Regions from separate parts of the Homo sapiens genome. Here region 2 is linked to region 1. The links are chromatin loops, found by intact Hi-C in ENCODE. Cell type or tissue: heart right ventricle. All regions are shown on one strand. Links, peaks and the distances in the headings refer to the core of each region. The heading gives the core; the rest is flanking DNA.

Region 1 (12,357 bases), core at 2,281-10,280:
CTCGCTCTGTCGCCCAGGCTGGAGTGCAATGGCACAATCTTGGCTCACTGCAACCTCTGCCTCCGAGGTTCAAGTGATTCTCCTGCCTCAGCCTCCCACGTAGCTGGGATTACAGTCATGCACCACCACACCCAGCTAATCTTTTAAAAAAATATTTTTGGTAGAGATGGGGTTTCACCATGATGGTCAGGCTGTTGTCAAACTCCTGACCTCAAGTGAACCACCTACCTCGGCCTCCCAAAGTGCTGGGATTATAGGCGTGAGCCATCGTGCCCGGCCTTCTTTTTTTTTTCTTTTAATTAAGACACAGAGTCTCGCCTTTTGTCACTTGGGTTGGAATGCAGTGGCAGAATCACAGCTCACTGTAGCTTCAAATTTCTGGATTCAAGGGACCCTCCTTTTCTCAGCCTCTTGAGTAGCTGGAACTATAGGCATACACAGCCATGCTGGCTAATTTATTTTCTTTTTCTTTTTTTTTTAAATAGAGACAGGTGTCTCACTGTATTGCCTAGGCTGGTTTCAAACTTCTGGCCTCAAGCAGTCCTCCTGCCTTGGCCTCGGAAAGCACCTAGATTACAGGCAGGAGCCACTGCACGTGACCCTCTTGCCACCACTTTTTAATCTTAGTGTTGCTGGCATGGGTGCAGTTTTAGAATCCTTCTTACTGTAAAGTATGGATGCCCTTTTAATCTAACAAATTATCGAATTCATTAATTCTAGTAGTTTCAAATTAATTTCCTTGGGTTTTCTAGGAAGAGTCATGTCAGTATTAAGGCGAATGTTTATTTCCCCTGTTGTTAATGTTTGCTACTCCTGCTCTCCTTTTTTCCCAACCATTATAAAGATTTCTAGCTATGGAATGAATAGAAATGGAGACAGGAGTCAATTCTTATGTTGTTACTGGTTTTATTTTATTTTTATTTTTTATATTTTATTTTATTTTTATTTATTTATTTATTTTTGAGACAGAGTCTCGATCTGTCACCCAGGCTGGAGTGCAGTGGCGCGATCTCGGCTCACTGCAAGCTCCACCTCCTGGGTTGACGCCATTCTGCCTCAGCCTCCTGAGTAGCTGGGACTACGGGCACCCGCCACCACGCCTGGCTAATTTTTTTGTATTTTTAGTAGAGATGGGGTTTCACCGTGTTAGCCAGGATGGTCTCAATCTCTTGACCTTGTGATCCTCCCGTGGCCTCCCAAAGTGCTGGGATTACAGGTGTGAGCCATCGCGCCTGGCTATTTTATTTTAATTTTTAATTTTTTTGAGACAGAGTCTCGCTCTGTTGCCCAGGTTGGAGTGCCGGGACGTGATCTCGGTTCACTGCAACCTCTGCCTCCTGTGTTCAAGCGATTCTCCTGCCTCAGTCTCCCGAGTAGCTGGGATTAGAGGTGTGTGCCGCCACACCCGGCTAATTTTTGTATTTTTTTTTTAGTAGAGACGGGGTTTCACCATGTTGGCCAGGCTGGTCTCGAACTCTTGGCCTCAAATAATTTGCCCGTCTCGGCCTCCTAAAGTCCTGGGATTATAGGCATGAGCCACCATGCCGGGTGTTCTTAAGCCACGGAGATGAGCCCTTTCTTCTGTTTTTCTACAGGAGAAAATGGGGAAAAATGCTGAATTGGGTGTCACTTCATTTTCTGTACCCTTTCCCATCTTCTGCTGCTCTTTGTTCTGTTTCCTAGCCTTCTATTTTTTTTTTTTTTTGAGACGGAGTCTCACTCTGTCGTCCAGGCTGGAGTGCGGTGGTGCGATCTCGGCTCACTGCAGCCTCCACCTCCCAGGTTCAAGTGATTCTCCCCACCTCAGCCTCCCGAGTAGCTGAGATTCCATGCGTTCACCACCATGCCAGGCTAATTTTTGTGTTTGTTTCCCAGCATTCTTAGTTTTCCCTGCTCTTTCTGTTTCAGAATCTTAACTAGGTCTGTCTCAGTCCTTGAGGTCTTCATCTTCTTTTAATACCCACTCTTCTCTTCCTCTCAAAACTACCTTATCCATCCACATTAGTACATGATATTTTGTTATCTTCTTTCATTTTTCAGATCTATTTGTATTTTAGAAAAGAGCTTTCTTTTAGGGTGAGAGAATAAATTAGATGACTAATAGGCAGTGTGACATGGTGAAATATATAAAGATTCAGGCAATGTGGGAGAAAAAAATTTGGGGGAGGTGGTTAAAACTGGCCCTATAGATCAGTAATATGTAAACTCTTATCTCACATCTGAGACTGGAACTTGCAGTTCTTATTCTGTTTACTTATTTAAAAATATTTATTTTATTTTTTAAGGGATGGGGTTTCGCTATGTTGCCCAGGCTGGCCTTGAACACCTGGCCTCAGGTGATCCTCCCACGTCAGCCTCCTGAGTGTCTGAGATTACAGGTACATGTCACTGCATCTGGCTGAGTTTCTATTAAATTTTTTTTTTTTTTTTTTTGGAGACAGAGTCTCACTCTGTCACCCAGGCTGGAGTGCAGTGGCACAATCTCGGCTCACTGCAAGCTCTGCCTCCCAGGTTCACACCATTCTCCTGCCTCAGCCTCCTGAGTAGCTGGGACTACAGGTGCCTGCCGCTATGCCCGGCTAATTTTTTTGTATTTTTAGTAGAGATGGGGTTTCACCGTGTTAGCAAGGATGGTCTCGATCTCCTGACCTTGTGATCCACCCGTCTCGGCCTCCCAAAGTGCTGGGATTACAGGTGTGAGCCACTGCGCCTGGCCTTTTTTTTTTTTTTTTTTTTTGAGACAGAGCCTGGCTCTGTCACTGAGGCTGGAGTCAGTGGCCTGATCGCAGCTCACTGCAACCTCTACCTCCCAGGTGCAAATGATTCTCCTGCCTCAGCCTCCTGAATAGCTGGGATTACAGTCGCCTGCCACCACACCTGGCTAATTTTTTGTATTTTTAGTAGACACGAGGTTTCACCATGTTTGCCAGGCTGGTCTCAAACTCTTGACTTCAAGTGACCCACCCGCCTCGGCTTCCCAAAATGCTGAGATTACAGGTGTGAGCCACTGCCCCCGGCCTTTAAAAAGTGCTTTAAAAAATACATTGGGCTGCATATTGATTTATCACTCCTTCCACTCTGCAATCTACCCTCCTGCCCTGATCCATTTTGGATGCAGTTGGGGATTTTGATTGGAGTGAGCCCAGGGATAGAGTCATTTGTATGTCTCCCCTGGAAGTCTGATAATCTGTATTTTTGGTATCTTCTAGAGGAAACTCCTATAGGCTGGGCATTGTGGCTCACGCCTGTAATCCCAGCACTTTGGGAGGCCAAGGTGGGCTGATCACTTGAGGTCAGAACTGAAACCCCGTTTTTACTACAGATAGAAAAATTAGCCTGCTGTGGTGGTGGCTTCTTGTAGTCCCGGCTACTCGGGAGGCTGAGGCAGGAGAATGGCGTGAACCTGCGAGGTGGAGCTTGCAGTGAGCCGGGATCACGCCACTGCACTCCAGCCTGGGTGACAGAGCGAGACTCCGTCTCAAAAAACAGAAACAAAAACAAAAAAACTCCTATAAATTTTAGAGTTGTTTAGATAAGCTAATCTGTATTAAGTATCTTGTGTTCTTTCATTCATTCAGCTAATATTGGGCACCTACTATAAATGGGCATTGCTAGGCCCTGGGGATGTAGTAATAAACCAGGACATGTGGGCCTCACCCTTCAGCATCTTGTTATCTTGTTATCTGGCTGTGGAGTCAGATGTGTAACAATTAATTCATCTCAAAATGGGGTGTAAAGTGGTGGGAGAAGTATCAGGTGCTAGGGGAAAGCTTCACCTGCACTTGGCAGGGAGGAGAGAGGTCAGGATGCTGGCCAGAGGTACAAAACCAAGAGATTGGCAGTGGTTAGCAAACTTCTTCTGTAAAGGACCAGATAAATAATTTAGACCTTTCAGGCCAAGTGACCTCTGTTGTAACTGCTTAACTCTGCCATTGTAGTGTGGAAGCAGCCATGGACCATAGATAAACAAATGAGCATGATTGTGTTCCAATCAAACTTCGTTTATGGACACAGAACTTTGAATTAACTAAGAATTTTTAGGTGTCATGAAATATTCCATTGATTTTTTCCCCAACCATTAAAACAAAAATGTAAAGGCCATTTGTAGGTCCATATGTTCTAACAAATACAGCTGGCATGCTGTAGCTTGCAGCCTCATGGAATATGCTGCTAAATTGCTCATTATCGGGGCTCTTTTGCTTATACCTTGAATTTTTTTTTTTTTTTTTTTGATACGGAGTTTTGCTCTTGTCGCCCAGGTTGGTTGGAGTGCAGTGGCACGATCTCAGCTTTATGCAGCCTCCACCTCCTGGGTTCAAGTGCTTCTCCTGCCTCAGCCTCCTGAGTAGCTGGGATTACAGGCTCCCACCACCACTCCTGGGTAATTTTTTGTATTTTTAGTAGAGACCGGGTTTCACCATGTTGGTCAGGCTGGTCTTGAACTCCTGACCTCAGGTGATCCACCTGCCTCCACCTGCCAAAGTGCTGGGATTACAGGCGTGAGCCACCGCGCCCGGCCACCTTTAATTCTTTACAAAAACACTTGCCATGTGGTAGACCTGTAGTCAGAGCATGCATTATGCTTTTAGCAGGAAAGAAATTTGTAGGCCGGGTTGAAAATCATAGTGTTTCTGTACCTCTAGCTGTTCTTTTGAAACATTACTGTAATTCTGGGCATTGAAAGGATGTTAGGATTTATGAGGGTGATTAATAAGTGGCATACATGCAGAGGGACTTGAATGGCATAATTGATAGTATTTAGAAGGCCAGTCATGATCTTGCCAATTATTCGCTGTGTAATATTGGGCAAATCAGTGCACTTCTCTGAGCCTTGTCTATCCATGAAAAAGAAAGTAAACTTGCTATAGTTATTTCTCAGGATTACTATAAATAATGGAGAAGATAATGTACTTCAAAGCAGTATGAAAAAGTTCTTTGTACTATGCCTTTCCGCAGCTTTCTTTCAAATTTTAAAAAGTCACTCTGGCCACCATATGGGGAATGGATTATAGAGTGGTAAAAGTGAAAGCTAGGAGACTAGAGAGCATGCTGTTGCAATAGTCTAGTTGGTGGGTTGTAATGTGGCTTGGCCAGGTGGTCTTAGTAGAGGAGATGAGGTGGTCAGATTAAGGACTTATTTTGAATGTAGAGTTGATTGGATTTAATGATAGGGTATGAATTAAGAGGAAAGTCAAGGATGACTTTTTAAACTTTTTACTGCCACACCTTGTTTTCCAGGATGATGGCTCTCCGCACCAGACCCGTGTCCCCGTGTGCGGTAGGGCAGTGTCCCGCCGGCAGGGGACCGGTAGCCAAGGCTATCCGAGGCCCCTCAGCATTGCCTTGTTTTTCCGCCTGGGCAGGATTCTGACTTAAGAAGCCTTCAGTCGTAGTCCCACAGATGGTAGCTTCACCCTGTTGGCTTCTCAGCCAAGCACATACACCAAAGAGACAGGGTCTTCTCTTGTTTAGGCTGGAGTGCAGTTGTGCGATCTAGGCTCACTGCACCCTTGACCTCCTGGGCTCAGGTGATCCCCCTGCATCAGTATCCCAGGTAGCTGTGACTACAGGTAGGCACTACTGCTACTGTGCCTGACTAATTTTTTAACTTTTTGTAGGCATGAGGTCTCGCTATGTTGTCTTGAACTCCTGGGCTGGAGCGATCCTCCTGCCTAAGCCTCCTAAAGTACTTAGATTACAGGTGTGAGCCACTGTATCCAGTTGAACTTTTTTTTTTTTTTTTTTTTGCCTTGAGAAACTAGGGGAAAATGATGCCATTAAATAATGGACATCATTTTTTTTTTTTTTTTTTGAAGACTTGGTTTCTAGTCTTAGTTCCTCATTAGGATGGCACGTGAACTTGTCTTGACATTTCTGTCTCTTGGTTCCTTTATGTGGACTGCATGACATTTACAGAGGGATCAACAGGGTTCCTTAGCCATACATACCAGCTCTTAATTTCACAAAGGCATGTAATAATCGCTTGTGACACCTTGTTAAAGAGCTAGAGAAATGTGTTTTATATAATTGTAAGCCTAGCTATTTTAACAGCCCTTCTCTGAAAGCATAGCCACTAGTTTCAAAGGTGCTCTTTAGTGGTGAGGTAAAATGCTTTCTTTGATTCTATTTTGTTAAATGTTTTCTTCATTGACTTGTGTGAAGACTTAGATCACTTGATTATTAAGTTAGTATGTTTAAGGATGTTGACTGCTGCCTTTCTGGGGGAGAATACAGTTGGGATTTATAAAAGCTTGCTTGAATGAAACTGCCTCTTAAGTGATTGTTAATAATGAATGGCTCCAGTTGACTTCTAATATACCTTCTGCAATTAGCATGGTGGATTTTACAATAGGAAAAATAGGACTATTGAGTATTAATGGTAACAGATTTTTTTAATTTTAATTTTTATTTTTTGAGACAGTCTTGCCCTGCCACCCAGGCTGGAGTGCAGTGGCGCAATCTTGACTCACTGCAACCTCCGCCTCCGTGGCTCAAGCAATTCTGCTGCCTCAGCTTCCCAAGAAGCTGGGATTGCAGGCGTGCACCACCACATTCGGCTAATTTTTGTATTTTTAGTAGAGACGGGGTTTTGCCATGTTGGTCAGGCTGGTCTGAAACTCCTGACCTCAAGTGATCCACCCGCCTCGGACTCCCAAAGTGCTGGGGATGGTAGCAGATATTGACAGTGCCAGGCATAGTGCCTGATGGACACTCTCACTAAAACAGCAACAGTCCTCAGCATTCTATGGGCCTACCAACTTTGCTTATTTGTATTGCACATTCATTAGCTAGATTTTCTGTTAAGAATAGTCTGGCCTGGTTGGGTGTGGTGGCTCACGCCTGTAATCCCAGCACTTAGGGAGGCCGAGAATTGTTTGAACTTGGGAGGCAGAGGTTGCAGTGAGCTGAGATCGCGCCATTGCACTCCAGCCTGGGCGACAGGGCGAGACTCCATCTCAAAAAAAAAGAAAGAAGGGAGGGAGGGAATAGTTGGCCCGGCGCAGTGGCTCATGTCTGTAATCCCAGCACTTTGGGAGGCTGAGATGGGCAGATCATGAGGTCAGGAGTTCGAGACCAGCCTGGCCACCATAGTGAAACCCCATCTCTACTAAAAATACAAAAAAAATATATATAATTACCCGGGCATGGTGGTGGGGGCCTGTAATCCCAGCTACTTGGGAAGCTGAAGCAGGAGAATCGCTTGAACCCGGGAGGTGGAGGTTGCAGTAAGCCAAGATAGCGCCATTGCACTCCAGCCCGGGCGACAATGTGAGACTCCACCACACACACACACACACACACACACACACACACACACACACACACACACAAAGAATAGTCTGACCAAAGTCTTTTTAAGGAAAGATAGTTTGAATCCTTCCAAAAATTTATTTTTCTTGAGCATACTTGAGTTGGTCTTTCATATCTGGAAGAATGCCTCCTTAGCTGAATTTTTTCACCCAGTTAGCTTGGGTCCACTACAGGAAAGATGTGAGTGTCATGTCCTCAAATTATTCTTACAGTGTTGATTATGTAGTACCATACCTTTTTGGAAATTACTGTGTTATTTCCACTTTGTTCTTCTTAGAATATTCACTCTAAAAGGCAAGAAACACTATTCCTTTATGTTTTGTGTTAGCATGTAGCATCTAGTACACTTTGGTGCTGAGTAAAGTATGTAGCAAGTAGCTGAGAAGAAAGACTTTTTTGTTTTTAACATTCTTAACAGTGCCAGTATTATAATTTTATTTGCATTAAGAGTCAGCCCTTGCAAAAGTAATAGACTGCCTACAGTGTCTCAAACACGGAATATGGGTAGGTGTTTTTAGAAAGATTCTATGTGGTTCTCCTTTGTAGTTGGAAATTTGAAATTTAGGAGGAAGTCATATGTTGCCTGCTATTTTCTAACATTGGTGAAGGTAATGCAGACTTGAATATTTGCCACTGCTTGGGTTTGCAGAAGGCTTTACCTTCATTTGTTTTTGAATTTTGTTAAGGAAGTTTTAGTGTATACTTTTCTCTAGCATTTTTGTCTCTAGCATAAAATTTCAATATTTATGTAAATGTATATTCTTACTGTTTCTTTTTGTAGGACTTTTTTTTTCTTTTTGGATGGAGTCTCACTCTGTCGCCCAGGCTGGAGTGTGGTGGCGCCATCTTGGCTCATTGTAGCCTCCACCTCCTGAGTTCACATGCCTCAGCCACCCGAGTAGCTGGGATTACAGGCATGCGCCACCATGCCCAGCTGACTTTTGTATTTTTAGTAGAGACAGGATTTCACCATGTTGGCCAGGCTGGTCTCCAACTCCTGGCCTTAAGTGATCCACCCACCTGGGCCTCCCAAAGTACTGGGATTACAAGCATGAGCCACCGTGTCTGGCTGGACATTTTTGATCCTGTGTTTTGTCTCCAGCTGCACCCAGGCTGTGAGCCAGGGAGGCTTTAGAGTTTTAGTGGGGACCATGGAGCTGTGGAGAGCATTCCTTGGCCGAAGTGGAGATTGTATAGACTAGCTAATAAGACATCTGTGCAAACTGTTTTTTTTTTTTTAATTGAGGTTATATTCACATAATATGAAATTCACCATTTTACAAGTGAACAGTTCAGTGGCATTTAATACATTTGCAATGCTGTGCAGCCACCACTTCTGTCTAGTTCCAAGATGTTTTGTCACCCCAGTAAGAAACTCTACCCATTAAGCAGCTGCTCCCTATTTCCCCCTCCCCCAACTCCTGGGAGCCAATATGCATTTTTGTCTGTGTTGATTTACCTATTCTAGATATTTCATGTAAATGCAATTATATAACACATGACCTTTTGTGTCTGGCTTCTTTCACTTTGCATGACGTTTCTGAGGTTCATCCATATTGCAGCATGGATCAACATTCAAGTCTCACTCTGTCGCCCAGGCTGAAGTGCCGTGTCACGATCTCGGTGCACTGCAGCCTCCACCTCTTGGCTTCAAACGATTCTCCTGCTTCAGCCTCCTGAGTCACTAGGACCCCAGGCACATGCCCCTATGCCCGGCTAATTTTTGGATTTTTAGTAGAGGTGGGATTCCACAACATGTTGGCCAGGCGGGTCTCCAACTCCTGACCTCAAGTGATCTGTCCGCCTCGGCCTCCCAGAGTCCTGGGATTACAGCTGTGAGCCACTGTGCCTGGCCCAACATTCCATTCCTTTTTATGGCTACATAGTATTTCATTGTATCTATACACCAGGATTTGTTCATCCATTCATTTGTTGGTAGACATTTGGGTTGTTTTCACTTTTTGGCTATTGTGGATAATGCTGCTGTGATCATGGGTGTACATATTATTTGAAGTACTAGTTTTCACTTCTTTTGGGTTTCTACCTATGAGTGGAATTGCTGAGTTGTATGGTAATTCTATGTTTAACTTTTTGAGAAATCTCCAGTTTTCATAGAAAAGATACCATTTTATATTCCCACCAGCAGTGTACAAGGATTTCAATTTCTCCACATATTTTCCAGTACTTGTTAGTTGTTGTTGTTGTTTTTAACTTTTTATCATTAGCCATCCTTGTGGGTGTGAAGTTGTGCCTCGTTTTTATTTGCATTCTCCTTATGAATGATGTTGAGCATCTTTTCATATTCTTGTTGACCTTTTGTATATTTTATTTGAGAGATTCTATTAAAATCTTTCGCTCATTTTATAATCAAGTAGTTTATTTTTGTTGTTGTATATATTCCAGGTACTAGATCCCTATCAGATTTGTTAATATTTTCTTCCATTCTGCAGGTTGTCTTTTCATTTTCCTGATAATGTCATTTGATGCAGAAAAGTTTTTAATTTTGAAGTTCATTTTACAGTTTTTTCTTTTGTTGTATGTGCTTTTTTGGTGTTATATCTAAGAATCTGTTGTCATACCCAAGGTCATGAAGATTTACCTGTATGTTATCTTCTAAGAGTTTTATGATTTCAGCTCTTATGTAGGTTGTTTGTCGATTTTAAGTTTATTTTTGTATAAGGTACGAGGAGGAAGGGGTCCAGCCTCATTTTTCTGCATGTGGATACCCAGTTGTCTTAGCACCATTTGTTGAATAGTCTGTTCTTTCCGCATTGAGTGGTCTTCATGTGCAGACTGTTATTGCTGTGCATGTGTATATCTGTTTATCTGGAATTCACTTTTAAGAACTGTATATGGGCCAGGTGCAGTGACTCACATCTGCAATCCCAGCGCTTTGGGAGGCTGAGGTGGGAAGATCACTTGGGGTCAGGAGTTTGAGATGAGCCTGTACAACATAGCAAGACCTTGTCTCTTCAAAAAAATTTTAAAAACTAGCTGAGTGTGGTAGTACCTGCCTGTAGTCCTACCTACTCAGGAGGCTGAGGCAGAGGGATTGCATGGGCCTGGAAGTTTAGGGCAACAGTGAGCTATGATCACACCGCCATTCCAGCCTGGGCAACAGAGCAAGACCTTGTCTCATTAACCCAGTTGTGCCTAGTGTTCCATTATTGGAACACTAAGCTTGTGGGAGTTATTTATATCCTGCTCCAGGTCATTGCCAAGGTCTGATTTTTCACAAAAAAAGTTTGCAACCTTCGGCATAAATGGGTTAAAAAAAGGAAAAGCTGTATATGAAGGTCTTTGGCCACAGTTTGGTTTTTGATGGTAGATAGGGTTTTGTCACTTGAATGCAAAATTAGCTTTATAACTATAACTTTGAAACTAAATGGCTAAATTATTACTGATTTTATTTTTATTTTTATGGGTCGCCTTACAAGATGTATTTAGTTTGCCTCTTGGTTTTGAGTACTGTGGAAATGAGCTTACTGGTTGCTGTTTCTGAAAATGTGTACTTTAACTTATTCTCAAGGTAATTATTGATGTGTTTTTAAACTGAAAAACACTGAAGAAATTTTATAGATAAGTTTTCTCCATATTTTGTTTCACATAAATTGTGTCCATTTTGAAGATGTAGTTCCTCTTTTCCTCTTCCAAATGATTAAACTGGTAAAATTTTTGTATTAGAGGAATTAAGGTGAGAGGTGCTGAGCAAAATATGAATCTTCCAAGGTTTATTCTTGTACCTTGTTAGGGATATGCGTGGGTGTTTGTGTGATTGTGAGAGAAACAGAATGTGTGTATGTGTCACTGATTTTTTAAAAGTATAGATGTTGCTTTATTATTTGCCTTAAATATATAGCAAAATCAACCTGTAGACAATGCACCTGAAGAGAAAATGTAACTGTGTGAAGATTTAATAAAGTGGATTGGTGGAAAGACCATTTTATTATTTGGAATGTTATTATTTGGAATGTTAACAGAAAAACTTCAGCTGAATTAAATTTAAAGGAGTTTAATTGAGCAGTGAACAATTCGCGAGTCGGGCAGCCCCAAGAATCACGGGAGATTCAGAGACTGCAGTGCAGCTATGTGGTGGAAGAAGATTTATAGACAAAAAAAAAAAAAAAGGGGGGGAAGTGATGTCCAGAACTCGGAAGTGAGGTACAGAAACAGTCAGGTTGGTTACAGGTCAGCATTTGCCTTAGCTGAACACAGTTTGAACACTCAGCAGTGTATGAATGGTTAAAGTACGGCTGCTGGAATTTGCCAGGACTCAGCTGTATTTACAGGCGCATACCCATAGTTACGTTTTTCAATCTTGTCTACCTGTTAGCTTATGGATCCTCCACAAGGACTTAAATATTGAAGTACGGAGTCCTTCTCAGGCCATATTTAGTTTCCTTTAACCGGAAAAGTAACTAGAAAAAAAGTGTTTAAAGGGGCTTATATTCTCCCCCTGCCATCCACCGCCCCCCCCCCCCCCGCCGCAAGTGCATTAAATTTAAGAGTGGATGTTGAAAATAAAAACTAAAAATTGTTAATCACCAGTATGTTTCTTAAGTAAGCTTTCAAGAATGTAGAAGGAACAAAGAGGAAGGTAATTTTTAGCCTTGATAATGTTAAAAAAAATTCACAAAACCATAAATGGAGGGCTGTATACTTAAACTCTTCTATTCTTAGAAACGAACCTATGGTAGTAGATTATTCCATTTTGATTATAACTCAGGCCATATTGAAAAGGACGTTTGCAGTGATGAAAAACTGTGATTCCTTGATTAACGTGTAGAATTTAAAAATAGTGTGTTACATTTTCACAGAAATTAGATCTGTGAACATATGTTTTTCTTAGCTGTGATTTCCAAATTAATTTTGAAATATTGAGTGAATTAAGCAGTTTTAAAAGATGCAACAGATTTAATTTTCACCCTTTTGGATTTGTTTTTATTTTAGCTGAGATGTGATTCTTGTTTTACTTGAAAATATTGCTTGGGTTTTGTTTTAAAACATGAATTTTACTCATTCATGTAAATTATGTTTTATAGGTCG
Region 2 (12,357 bases), core at 1,380-9,379, 170 kb after region 1:
TGAATTTGGCCAGGCGCAGTGGCTCACGCTTGTAATCCCAGCACTTTGGGCGGCCAAGGCGGGTGGATCACGAGGTCAGGAGATTGAGACCAGCCTGGCCAGCATGGTGAAACCCCATCTCTACTAAAAACACAAAAATTAGCCAGGCGTGGTGGCACACGCCTGTAATCCCAGCTACTCTGCCAGCTGAGGCAGGAGAATTACTTGAACCCGGGAGGTGGAGGTTGCAGTGAGCTGAGATCATGCCACTGCACTCCAGCCTGGGCAACAGAACAAGACTCCATCTCAGGGAAAAAAAAAAAAAGGTGAATTCACAGATGAGCCATTGACATTTATTTTATCTTCTAGAGAAGAAAATATAGCCTTAGCAAGTTGAAGGAGTCTGTAAGTTGAAAGATGAAAATCTGAGGTTCAGTGGAACCTCAGTGCATCCTTGTTGAATGAACCGAAGATTAAATAAGTTAACCTGTGTTCTTCATTTTGTTTTTGTTTTTTGAGACAGGGTCTTCCTCTGTTACCCAGGCTGGAGTGCACTGGTCAGTCACAGCTCACTGCAGCCTTGGCCTCCTGGGCTCTAGTGATCCTCCCACCTCAGCCTCCCTAGTAGCTGGGACTGCAGGCATGCACCACCGTGCTAGCTAATTTTTATTTTTTTGTAGAGACGGGGTCTCACTGTGTTGCTCAGGCTGGTCTCTTTGTCTCCTGGACTCAAGCAGTCTTCCCATCTCAGCCTCCCAAAGTTGCTAGGATTATACCACACCTGGCCAATGCGTGTGTTATCCTCACTGTAATTCATGTACCCTGTTTTTGGTGGAAACTTAGAAAGAGCTCTTATATTATTTCTTTAGTTCAGAGAAATTCAAGCTGAAAATTTGATTGTGTCATGTGGTCTGCACTTTGTTCTTATATGCAGTGTTAATGGAATTTTGGTTTGGTTTTGGTTTTGTGTGTGTGAACCCATCTTTCTTTAAGAAAAATATTATCATGGAATCTGGATTTTTTCCCCCTAAGCTTACGCAGAACTTTCAGTGTAGTAAGTTGTTCAAGAAATTACATACTCCAGTTAATAATCTACTTACCTGAGGTTTCCCTTCAACCCCTTTGATTCAGCCTATGTTTTCAGTATTTCTTTCTCCCGGGTAGTACTAGGAAGATTTTTTATTGCAGACTGACACAGTTATATCATTTCCCAGAACAAGCCAGAGCAGACCAATTTTCTTAGTATTTTCTTAGTATCCTTTCACTGTAGACCTTCTTCTTAAGAGTCATGGATAACCGACCATGTTCCAGTCATTCTCCTTACTCTATCACTTGCTGTGCTTCCCCAGGAACCCGCCTGTTGAACTCTCCTTTGCCATGTCTTTTACTCTTGATGTTCTTTGTATTTCTGTTGCTGTCCTCTTTAGTTCAGGCCCTTATCACCTCCAGCTAGTACCTTTTCACAGGCTTTTCTTGGCTCTCTGTGCATACAGCCCATCCAATTCCCGGTCCCTTTTCCAGTTTATTCTCCTTTCTATTGCAAGTAAAACCTTGCTTTAATGACTCATATTCCCATTTAGAATTCTTTAGTGGCTTCCCATTGCCTGTTTGCTGAAGCTTTATGTTCTTGGCCTTCATGAAGCAATATATGGAGTTGTTAAGAGCTTGGGTTTGGCATCAAATATACCCTACATTCACCAAAGGGCTTTGGCCAAGTTACCTAACTTCTGCAAACCACAATTTCATCATCAATAAAAGTGGGGAAAATAATGATACCAGCCAGGCGTGGTGGCTCATGCCTGTAATCCCAGCACTTTGGAAGGTTGAGGTGGGAGGATTTCTTGAGACCAGGAGTTCAAGACCAACCTGGGCAACATCGCAAGACCGTGTCTCTACCAAACAAAATTTAAAAATTAGCCAGGTATGATGGCATGCACCTGTGGTCCCAGCTACCTGGGAGGCTGAGGTCGGAGGATCACTTGAGCCCAAGGGGTCAAGGCTGCAGTGAGCCATGATGGTGCCACTGCACTCTAGCCTGTGTGACAGAACAAGACTGTCTCTTTAAAAACAAAAAACAAACAAAAATGATACCTTCCTCATTAGTTTATTGTAAAGATGTAATGAGAGATAGTAATGCTAATAGTAGCAAATAGTTAATTCAGTGCTTACTATGTGCCAGGTATAATTTGAGTACTTTGCATAGTTGAGTTCCTCACAATAACCCTGTGAAATGGGTATTATTACTTTCCTGATTTCATCAAGAGGAAACAGAAGCCCAGAGAGGTTAAGTAACTTGCCCCTAGTTAGGAAGTCGCTTAAAAAGTGCTAAGTGGTGAAGCAGGAATTCAAACCCAGATAGTCTGGCTTCAGAGCTCATGGGTTTACCATTTTGGCCGTTATATAATGGGTTTTATATAATAAACTTATTATGAGCCTGTAATAAGTTTGGAATTGTACTGGGCCTATGTCCAGTAGAAGTTAAGTCACTTTCTGGGAACCTGTTTAAGATTTTCTATCATCTGGTGTCAGCCTGTATTTCCCCTTGCAGACAAAAAGTGATGTCCCTCAGGTACCCTATTTCCCTCTGGAATCTACCAGCTTACGTTTTTTATGAATGTTCAAAGATGTCCCAAACATTTATAATGTGCAGATTTACCAGAATTTTCATTCATGAATGTTTACTGGTTTTATTTTGTAGGTAGTTTAGAGAAAGTACTCACTGGTAATCATCTTGACCCCTAAGGGCACCTTTCCGTTTTTTATCTCCACATCTTTGATCATCTCTTTTGTTCTAGGCTGCCAGAAATGCCATCCTTGTCTACCCACATTTTTAAGACTCAACGAAAATCCCACCATTGTGACAAAGGCTTCTCACAGTACCCAATTAAGAGGATGCCTTCCCTTCTTGAAATGCCTTCAGCTCACATTTGGTCCCATAACTACGTGTAGGCCCCATCTCAACCCTAGGGCTGCTGGCACTTCAGACCAGATAGGATGTTTAGCAGCGTCCCTGGCATCTACCCCTCAGAGCCAGTATCAGCTGTCACCATCCCTGATTGTGGCAATTAGAAATATCTCTGAACTTTGCCAGTTTTCCTCTCACTGAGAACCACTGGGATAAGAGAAAGTGTAAGGTGTATTGTGCTTTGGTGACAGACTTGATTTAACATCATAGCTTTGGCACTTCTATCTTGTACTCCTGATCAGTTACTTAGCCTCTGTGAGTCTGTTTCCTCATTTGTAAACTCGAAATAGTAATGCATAATTTGTAGTTTGATTGTGGAGATTAAGAATAAGGGGGCTGGGTGCAGTGGCTCACGCCTGTAATCCCTGCACTTTGGGAGGTTGAGGTGGGTGTATCACCTGAAGTCAGGAGTTCAAGACCAGCCTGGCCAACATAGTGAAACCTTGTCTCTACTAAAAATATAAAAAATTAGCTGGGAGTGGTGGCACATACATATAGTTCCAGCTACTTGGGAGGCTGCGGCAAGAGAATCACTTGGACTTGGGAGGCGGAGGCTGCAGTGAGCCGAGATCGTGCCATTGCACTCCAGCCTGGGTGACAATAGCGAAATTCTGACTCAAACAGACAAACAAGAATAAGGGTGGGCCAGGTGCGGTGGCTCACACCTGTAATCCCAGCACTTTGGGAGGCCAAGGCGGGCAGATCATGAGGTCAGGAGTTCTAGACCAGCCTGACCAATATGGTGAAACCCCATCTCTACTAAAAATACAAAAATTAGCTGGGTGTGGTGGCACGTGCTTGTAGTCCCAGCTACTCGGGAGGCTGAGGCAGGAATTGCTTGAACCCAGGATACGGAGGTTGCAGTGAGCCGAGATTGTGTCACTGCTGCTCTTCAGCCTGGGTGACAGACTCTGTCTCCAAACAAACAAAAAAAGTATAGCCATTAGATTTTATGAAGTAGATATTATAATATGTAACCAGATGAGACCTTTAAAACCCAATGTTTTTCCAGACTTCTCCCTTTGGGGTGCAACCCTCTAGTATGCCGAGAGCCACGGTGGTGCCCCGCAGGTCCTCTCACCTGTATCATTGGCTGATTTTGTCTCTCTACACTTAGTATTTATTTACCATTGTAATTCTTTCAGTGGCCCTGTTTATCAGTAAATTTTGTTATGACTGAACCAGTATTGTTCAAGTTCAGACCAGAAGCTTTCATGTCAATTTGGTAAACATTTTGATATTACTGGGTTTGTTCAGCATGGTAGTGCACACGATGCTGTATTGACTTGGAATTCTCCTCAGGATGTTGAGCCCTTGACTCAGGAAATGTGGTGAGGTGGCTCTGTTTCAAGGGACTAAGCTGCTTTCCTGAGCCATTGCTTTGTGCAGTCCCAGTGCTGGGCACAGCAGCTTTAACTTTCTTCCTGATGACATTCAGAAGTACAGCTGCTGGCTTTTCTCATTAATTCTCACCAGTTAGAGATGAAAGAAAAAGGAGCAGAGGCTATTTCAGGACAATGTGGGTAAGGACGCCGTCCCCTGGATTTTTGGTTTGAGCGTGTCTCTGGCTCTTGTCCTCTTTTATTGTTAACAGGTATTTCCAAGCTCCTCCATTGAGTTTAACATCTTGGTTTTCACAGGCAGTTGGTGGGACCTGCCTTGTGTGTTTCACTGTGGAAGGGAAATCTAGTGGAACCCTCAGTGTTTCCAGCAGGAAACTTCTAGGCTTGCGGAGAACCCCTCTGGTGTCCCGCACGCCCACAAGTAATTAATATTCTCAATGAAGAACTCCTGCTTGGGGTCGCCTCCTTCCTCTGCCAGCCCATCTGGCTGCCCACGTGGGTTTCTCTGGGTGCTTCATTAGGTTCTGTTACCCACAGAGTAGGAGGAGACAGAGTCTCCCTGCTCTGTGTCCTTTGTTCAGGTGTGGGAGGAAGAAAGTCCACCGCTTATCACCAGTAGCAGAGCATAATTTGGAAAGTTGCTCTCATTCTATTTCTTTTTACAGTTCAGAATTTTGGGGGAAGCTTTGCACTCTGGGCTGTGAGCAAGGCCAGGGAGACAGTCTTTAGAGGAGTCTCCACATTATGCTTGACTGTTCCCCGACTTATCTACAAGATTACAGGACCTATTTCAATCAAGTTGTGGTGGAGAGGAGCAGATTTGTGTTGCGAAGACCAGTAATAGATGGTATCTGACACAAATGTTGATGTACAGAAAGCAAGCTTTGAGACCATTTTAACCAAGCCCCTTATTTTGAAGATGAATTTGAGGTTCAAGGAAAAGAAGGAACTTTCTCTGAACCTGTAGCTAGTTAATTTGGAATGGGACTCGGGGCTTCTAGCTCCCAGCCCTAGACTTAGCCTTCTTTTCCGCACTGCTGCTGAACTCAAAGTCTGACTTTACCCAGAGAAACCTGGCACTTGTTCCTCATGTGTGTGAAATGGCTCCCTGAGTGGGATGATTGAGAGTCACGTCCCTGGCTCGTCTGGGCTTAGGTTGATCTCAGCTTCCCTGGCAGCCAAAGGATCTCTGCTGCCTCCTGCTGCTAGCACCAAGTATTAAGGTTTTTTGTTTGTTTTTGAGACGGAATCTTGCTCTGTCACCAGGCTGGAGTGCAGTGGCGCGATCTCGGCTCACTGCAACCTCCGCCTCCTGAGTTCAAGCAATTCTTGTGCCTCAGACTCCTGAATAGCTGGGATTACAGGCATGCACCACCACACCCAGCTAATTTTTGTATTTTTAGTAGAGATGGGGTTTCACCATGTTGGCCAGGATGGTCTGGATCTCCTGACCTTGTGATCCGCCCATTTCGGCCTCCCAAAGTGCTGGGATTACAGGCGTGAGTCACCGCGCCCAGCCGTATTAAGGTTTTTAGGCAAGAAAGATGAACATACTGTGATTTGACAAGTAAAAGCAACAGAGGAAAGAATTAGTAAAGACTTAACTCTGTCAGATTTTGCAAGGGGAGATCTATCCATGGGGATGAAACATGATTCCTTTTGGTTTGTGTTTTTGTTTTTCCCATTGTCACAGTTATCCTGTATAAATAATTGTAGGAGTTCTCGTCAATGTTGGTTGATTCTGGGGTGCATTATTACTTAAAACTTCACTGGAAAGACAAATGTTATTTTTGAAAATAAAACCATTTAAAAATAGTAGTTCTGGCCAGGCATGGTGGCTCACGCCTGTAATCCTAGCACTTTGGGAGGCCGAAATGTGTAGATCACCTGAGGTCAGGAGTTTGAGACCAGCCTGGCCAACATGGCGAAAACCCCGTCTCTACTAAAATACAAAAAGTAGCTGGGCATGGTGACATGTGCCTGTAATCCCAGCTACTAGGGAGGCTGAGGCAGGAGAATTGCTTGAACCCAGTAGGTGGAGGTTGCAGTGAGCCAAGATCGTGCCACTGCACTCCAGCCTGGGTGATAGAGTGAGACTCCATCTCAAAAAAAGAAAAAAGTAGTTCAAAATTAAATTATGGAATCAAAGTTTTGTTGCTGGGATGTACCATACGGGTTATCAAGTATAGTCCTTTTATATTAGAAATGGAAACAACTGAGACCCAGATAATTTTTTTTTTTTTTTTTTTGAGACAGAACCTCACTCTGTTGCCCATACTGGAGTGTGGTGACACGATCTCAGCTCACTGCAACCACCGCTTTCTGGGTTCAAGTGATTCTCCTGCCTCAACCTCCTGAGTAGCAGCGATTACAGGCATGCACCACCATGCCTGGCTTATTTTTGTATTTTTAGTAGAGAGGGGGTTTCACCGTGTTGGCCAGGCTGGTCTTGAACTCCAGACCTCAGGTGATCCACCTGCCTTGACCTCCCAAAGTGCTGGGATTACAGGTGTGAGCCATCGTGCCAGCCAACCCAGAGAACTTTAATAAGTGACTTAGGAAGCTGGATGTGGTGGCTCACACCTGTAATCCCAGCCACTTGGGAGGCTGAAGCAAGAGGATCACTTGAGGCCAGAAGCTTGAGGCTTCAGTGTGCTTTACTTACACCTCTGAATAGCCACTGCACTCCAGCCTGGGAACATAGCGGGATCCCATCTCTAAAAAGAAATTAATTTTTAAAAAGTGATGAAAAATCATAATTCAATAAGTCAATATCAGTACAAGTCTTCTGACTTAGATACGTTTTACCATTTAAGTTTCTTGTGTGCTAGACTTTGTTTTTGTGAGTTTTCCGTAGATTATTTCTAAAGCTTATTGCTACATTTGTGTGTAACAGGTGTTTCCCCCTCCCATAGATGAGAATGAAAGCTCAAACAGCTTAAACAGCTTGCCCAGGGGTAACACAATGAGTAAATGGTTGAGCAGTAATTTAAGAGCAGTCTGAATCCAAGGTCATGTTTTTAACGCTGCCCTGTTGCCATTTCCTTTAATGGTTTCAATTATCTTAACTAACTTTATTTGTCCCAGTGGCAAAGTATTTTTCTTGTGTTTATTGCCCATTGCTGTTTTAGGAAAGTTAGCCTAGTTGAGTGCAATAGCCAATTTTTTTTAAAAAAAATCTGGAACTTTAAGTTTTTACTGAGATCACTTCTTGCTTGTCATGAGGTGCATCATTGTCATTGGGACCTCATGTGAACACATTTGCACACTGAGGCACATTAACTCTTAACTGTGCAGCCTCCCGCACAGTGAATCAACCTTTGAACTGTGAAAGAAGCCAAGGTGGAAAGATAGGACAACTCTCGTGCATGAGAAAATGGTCAAATATATTTTAGGAAAGAAAGATACTGACATTTTTACCTTGAGATAGTATTTGATACCGAAATACAATTTTAGTTGGAAAACGATTTTTCAAAAATCGTATTCCTTTGACCTCTATGGGCTGGACATCATCAATGTGCCTATCCATTAATTTCTTGTACTTTTCAGAATCTCTTTTGTTGTTCAGATATAGAACTCCACATATTATTCAGTTTGCACCAGGAAGATGCATGAATGTCGTTGAATAACATGAGCCCATTGGATTGTGTTTCCTTCAAAAGTATAACCATGTTCTCCATGGAAATATTTTACATCATGTTATCTTTCTTACTATTGGTCCTTTGACATTTTATTTGCTTTTTTTCTTTTTTCCTTTTAGACAGAGTTTTATTCTGTCGCCTAGGTTGGAGTGCAGTGCCATGATCTCAGCTCACTGTGACCTCCGCCTTGTGCCTCAGCCTCTTGAGTAGCTGGGATTACAGGCGTGTGCTACCTTGCCTGTGCCACTATGCCTGTGCAGTTTTTTTGTGTTTTTAGTAGAGACAGGGTTTCGCCATGTTGGCCAGGCTGGTCTCGCACTCCTGGCCTCAAGTGATCTGCCTGCCTCGGCTTCCCGAAGGGCTGGGATTACAAGGCAAGGCTGAGCCCGGCCTTGACATTTTAAATGTAATTTAAACATATCCTAATTGCAGTATTATCCAAAACAGTAAATATTCTAAGGCAAAAAATGTCTTAAAATCTTATCCTAGTTTTATCTACTTCACTGGTACTTACTAGGAACTTGTCAGTATCTTATTAAATCATATTTGCCATGCCCATGATTCATCTTGGTTTTTTTTTTGGCCAATTACCCCACCCGTCATACTCATTTCCTGTCCTGAATTGGTAACCTCTGTGAGGATATGAGGACTGTAAGCAACATGAAGCCTGGGAGCTTTTATATATCAAACACCTGGAATAATGGCATGTGATAGGAGCTCAGGCGATGCACATTCAGTGAATTTATGTAAAAATACTCTGTAAGGTAAAGTTGTTTTAAATGTTTGTAGGGATTTTGATCGTTTTTAAGAGGTATTCCTGTTTTCATTTTCCTTGTAAAATCTTTGTTCCCTCTCACTTCATAATGCTACTTTAACTTCTACTAACAGTAGGCTAACTACTAATAGCTTACTGTTGATCAGATGCCTTCCACTGTCGATTAAACTGGGAATATTTCAGTGTTGGATTGAAGGAGTGGCCTGCCCCTCCACACCTGTGGGTATTTCTAGTCGGGTGGGACGAGAGACTGAGAAAAGAAATAAGACACAGAGACAAAGTATAGAGAAACAACAGTGGGCCCAGGGGACTGGCGCCCAGCATACCAAGGACCTGCACCGGCACCGGTCTCTGAGTTCCCTCAGTTTTTATTGATTATTATCTTCATTATTTCAGCAAAAAGGAATGTAGTAGGAGGGCAGGGTGATAATAAGGAGAAGGTCAGCAACAAACACGTGAGCAATAGAATCTATGTCATAATTAAGTTCAAGGGAAGGTACTATGACTGGACGTGCACGTACACCAGATTTATGTTTCTCTCCACCCAAACATCTTAGTGGAGTAAAGAATAACAAGGCAGCATTACTGCAAACATGTCTCACCTCCCACCATAGGGCGGTTTTTCTCTCATCTGAGAATTGAACAAATGTATAATCGGGTTTTATACCGAGACATTCAGTTCCCAGGGGCAGGCAGGAGACAGTGGCCTTCCTCTATCTCAACTGCAAGAGGCTTTCCTCTTTTACTAATCCATCTCAGCACAGACCCTTTATGGGTGTTGGGCTGGGGGACGGTCAGGTCTTTCTCATCCCACGAGGCCATATTTCAGACTATCACATGGGGAGAAACCTTGGACAATACCCAGCTTTCAAGGGCAGAGGTCCCTGCAGCTTTCCACAGTGCATTGTGCCCCTGGTTTATTGAGACTAGAGAATGGCGATGACTTTTACCAAGTATACTGCTTGTAAACATTTTGTTAACAAGGCATGTCCTGCAGAGCCCTGGATCCCTTAAACCTTGATTTCATATAACACATGTTTTTGTGAGCTCCAGGTTGGGTCAAAGTGGCTGGAGCAAAGTGGCTGGGGCAAAGCTACAAATTAACAACATCTCAGCAAAGCAGTTGTTTAAAGTACAGGTCTTTTTCAAAATGGAGTCTCTTATGTCTTTCCTTTCTACATAGACACAGTAACAGTCGGATCTCTCTTTTCCCTACATTGGATGATGTGAAACATATAACACTTCCTGTCTCTTGTGAACAAAATGCCTATTCAATTCATTGTTTGAATGGTCATTGATGTAATATTTGCTTAACATTTGGAATTTCTAATGCTTATATGAGAACATGATCTGTTTTGTAAAAATAAATTTTGTTTATGGAAATAATTGAAAAAATTATTCTCCAGTGGAAATAATTATAGAAAAACACTGACCTTGTATTTAGGTCACTGACACTGTAAGTTTTTGATTGTTTTAATATGAGAAATATGAATATCTTGGTTCATCACTTTCTTTTAGTATAATGCTGTAGGGTTGTCTAGATACCAAGGCTATTTTCTATTTAAATCAAGCCCCCCTTCTCTTGCAGTGTTAAAAATGTATGGACATCATTAGCCATCAGGGAAATGTAGATCAAAACTACAACAAGATACTTCATATCCACTTGGGTGGATAAAGTAAAAAACGATAGTAAGTGTTGTTCAGGGCGAAGAATTGGAACCCTCATACATTGGTGATAGGAATGTAAAATGGTGCAGCCACTGTGGAAGACACTTTGGCAGTTCATCAAAAAGCTAAATATAGAGGCACCATATGACCTAAGTACGGTAACTCCTAGGTATATACCTCCCCTCAAAAAAAGTATGTTCACACAAAAATGTATACACGAGTGTGAATAGCAGTATTATTTTTATAGCCCCTAAAGTGAAAATAACCCAAATGTTCATGAGGTGAAGGGATAAACACAATGTTGTATCTCCATACAGTGGAATACTGTTTGCCAATAAGAATAAGCGAAGTACTAATACATGCTGCACAAGAGTCAAACTTGAAAACATTATGCCAGTTACAAAAAAATACTTTATATGATTCCATTTATAGGAAATGTCCAGAATCAGCAAGTAGATTAGTGGTTGCTAAGGGTTAGAAGGGGTAGGAGAGAGATGGGAAGTGAATGCTGATGAATATGTTGTTTCTTTTTGGAGCAATGAAAATGTTGTCATTTAAATAGTGGTGGTAGTTGCCGTGTGTGGTGGCTCACGCCTGTAATCCCAGTACTTTGGGAGGTCGAGACAGGTGGATCACAAGGTCAGGAGTTCGAGACCACTGGCCAATATGGTAAAACCCCGTCTCTACTAAAAATACAAAAAAAATTAGCCAGGCGTGGTGGCATACGCCTGTAATCCCAGCTGCTTGGGAGGCTGAGGCAGGAGAATTGCTTGAACCTGGGAGGCGGAGGTTGCAGTGAGCCAAGATTGTGCCACTGCACTCCAGCCTGGGTGACAGAGCGAGACTCTGTCTCAAAAAATAAATACATAAAAAATTTAAAAAATAAATAGTAATGATAGTCGCACATCTAAAATCCATTGAATTGTATACCTAAAGGGGTCAATTGTATGATACATGAATTACTAGCCTACTGTTGATCAGAATCCTTAATGATCACATGACCAATTAACATGTATTTTGTATGTGTGTTATATAGCATATTTTTACAACAAAGTAAGCTAGAGAAAAGAATGTTAAGACAATCATAAAGAAGAGAAAATATACTTACTATTCATTAAGTGGATAGATCATATGAAGTAGATGATCATAAAGGTCTTCATCCTCATTATCTTCGCGTTGAGTAGGCTGAGGGGTTGGTCTTGCTGTCTCAGGAGTGGCAGAGGTGGAAGACAATCTGTGTATAAGGGAACCCATGCAGTTCAAACCTGTGTTGTTCAAGGTTCAACTGTATGTAGATGCATTTGCTTCCACGAGCATAAATAATCTCTGAAATTATACACACTGGTTGCTTATGGAAAGGAGAGCTGGATTCCAATGTGGGTAGGCATGGGAGGGAGATTTTTACTAAATATCCTTTTGTGTTTATCAAACTTTGTACCCTGGCATTGTATTACATGTTTTTCAAATAAATAAAAGTTATATAATGAGATATTAATAGCTTATCTTCTCTCTTGATTTTACTATATCCAGGTCCTTCAAGGGTTAGATTACTTACACAGTAAGTGCAAGATCATTCATACTGACATAAAGCCGGAAAATATCTTGATGTGTGTGGATGATGCATATGTGAGAAGAATGGCAGCTGAGGCCACTGAGTGGCAGAAAGCAGGTGCTCCTCCTCCTTCAGGGTCTGCAGGTGAGGGAGCTGAGCCAGCTTCATTTCAGTGTGGGGGCATTGGGAGCTTGCAAAGTTGCAGTTGTTGAAGGTATCTGAATCAAACGTTACACATAAGGAAGATTTTGGAAAAGTTTAATTGCTGGAAATAACTGCACCCTTGAAATGGAAAATGCCCCAGCTACATTATATTTTAATATTGGAAGTATTTACTTTTGTCCCCCTTTAAAAGGCCATTTAAATTTGTAGTTGCTGCTTCATCTATATTTGAACAGTTTTTTCTGTTGCCAGCTTCTCTGCAGAGGAGAACA

Evidence for each region. A loop is a pair of places that touch in the nucleus more often than their neighbours do. Peaks named below come from ENCODE experiments on the same cell type or tissue, not always from the same donor. Only the 100,000 strongest peaks of a DNase experiment are listed, where the experiment ranks them.
Region 2: it touches region 1 in a loop (2.4-fold over the local background); 54 of 110 quality-filtered maps call a loop at or near these places.

What each region holds. Positions count from the first base shown.
Region 1 is chr7:105,318,942-105,331,298 of GRCh38, reverse strand. The region is part of intron 2 of SRPK2 (SRSF protein kinase 2); the gene reads left to right. Among named protein-coding and RNA genes, the nearest start is that of SRPK2, 64 kb to the left of the region's middle. In heart right ventricle, for the core only: no CTCF peak of the experiment used is centred there; no DNase peak of the experiment used is centred there.
Region 2 is chr7:105,146,203-105,158,559 of GRCh38, reverse strand. It overlaps SRPK2 (SRSF protein kinase 2), which reads left to right. Exons shown (of 16, transcript NM_182692.3): 8 at 11,902-12,067. Among named protein-coding and RNA genes, the nearest start is that of KMT2E, 140 kb to the right of the region's middle. In heart right ventricle, for the core only: a CTCF peak has its summit at 5,485 (motif pointing left); a DNase peak (open chromatin) is centred at 5,476; H3K27ac peaks cover 1,039 bases.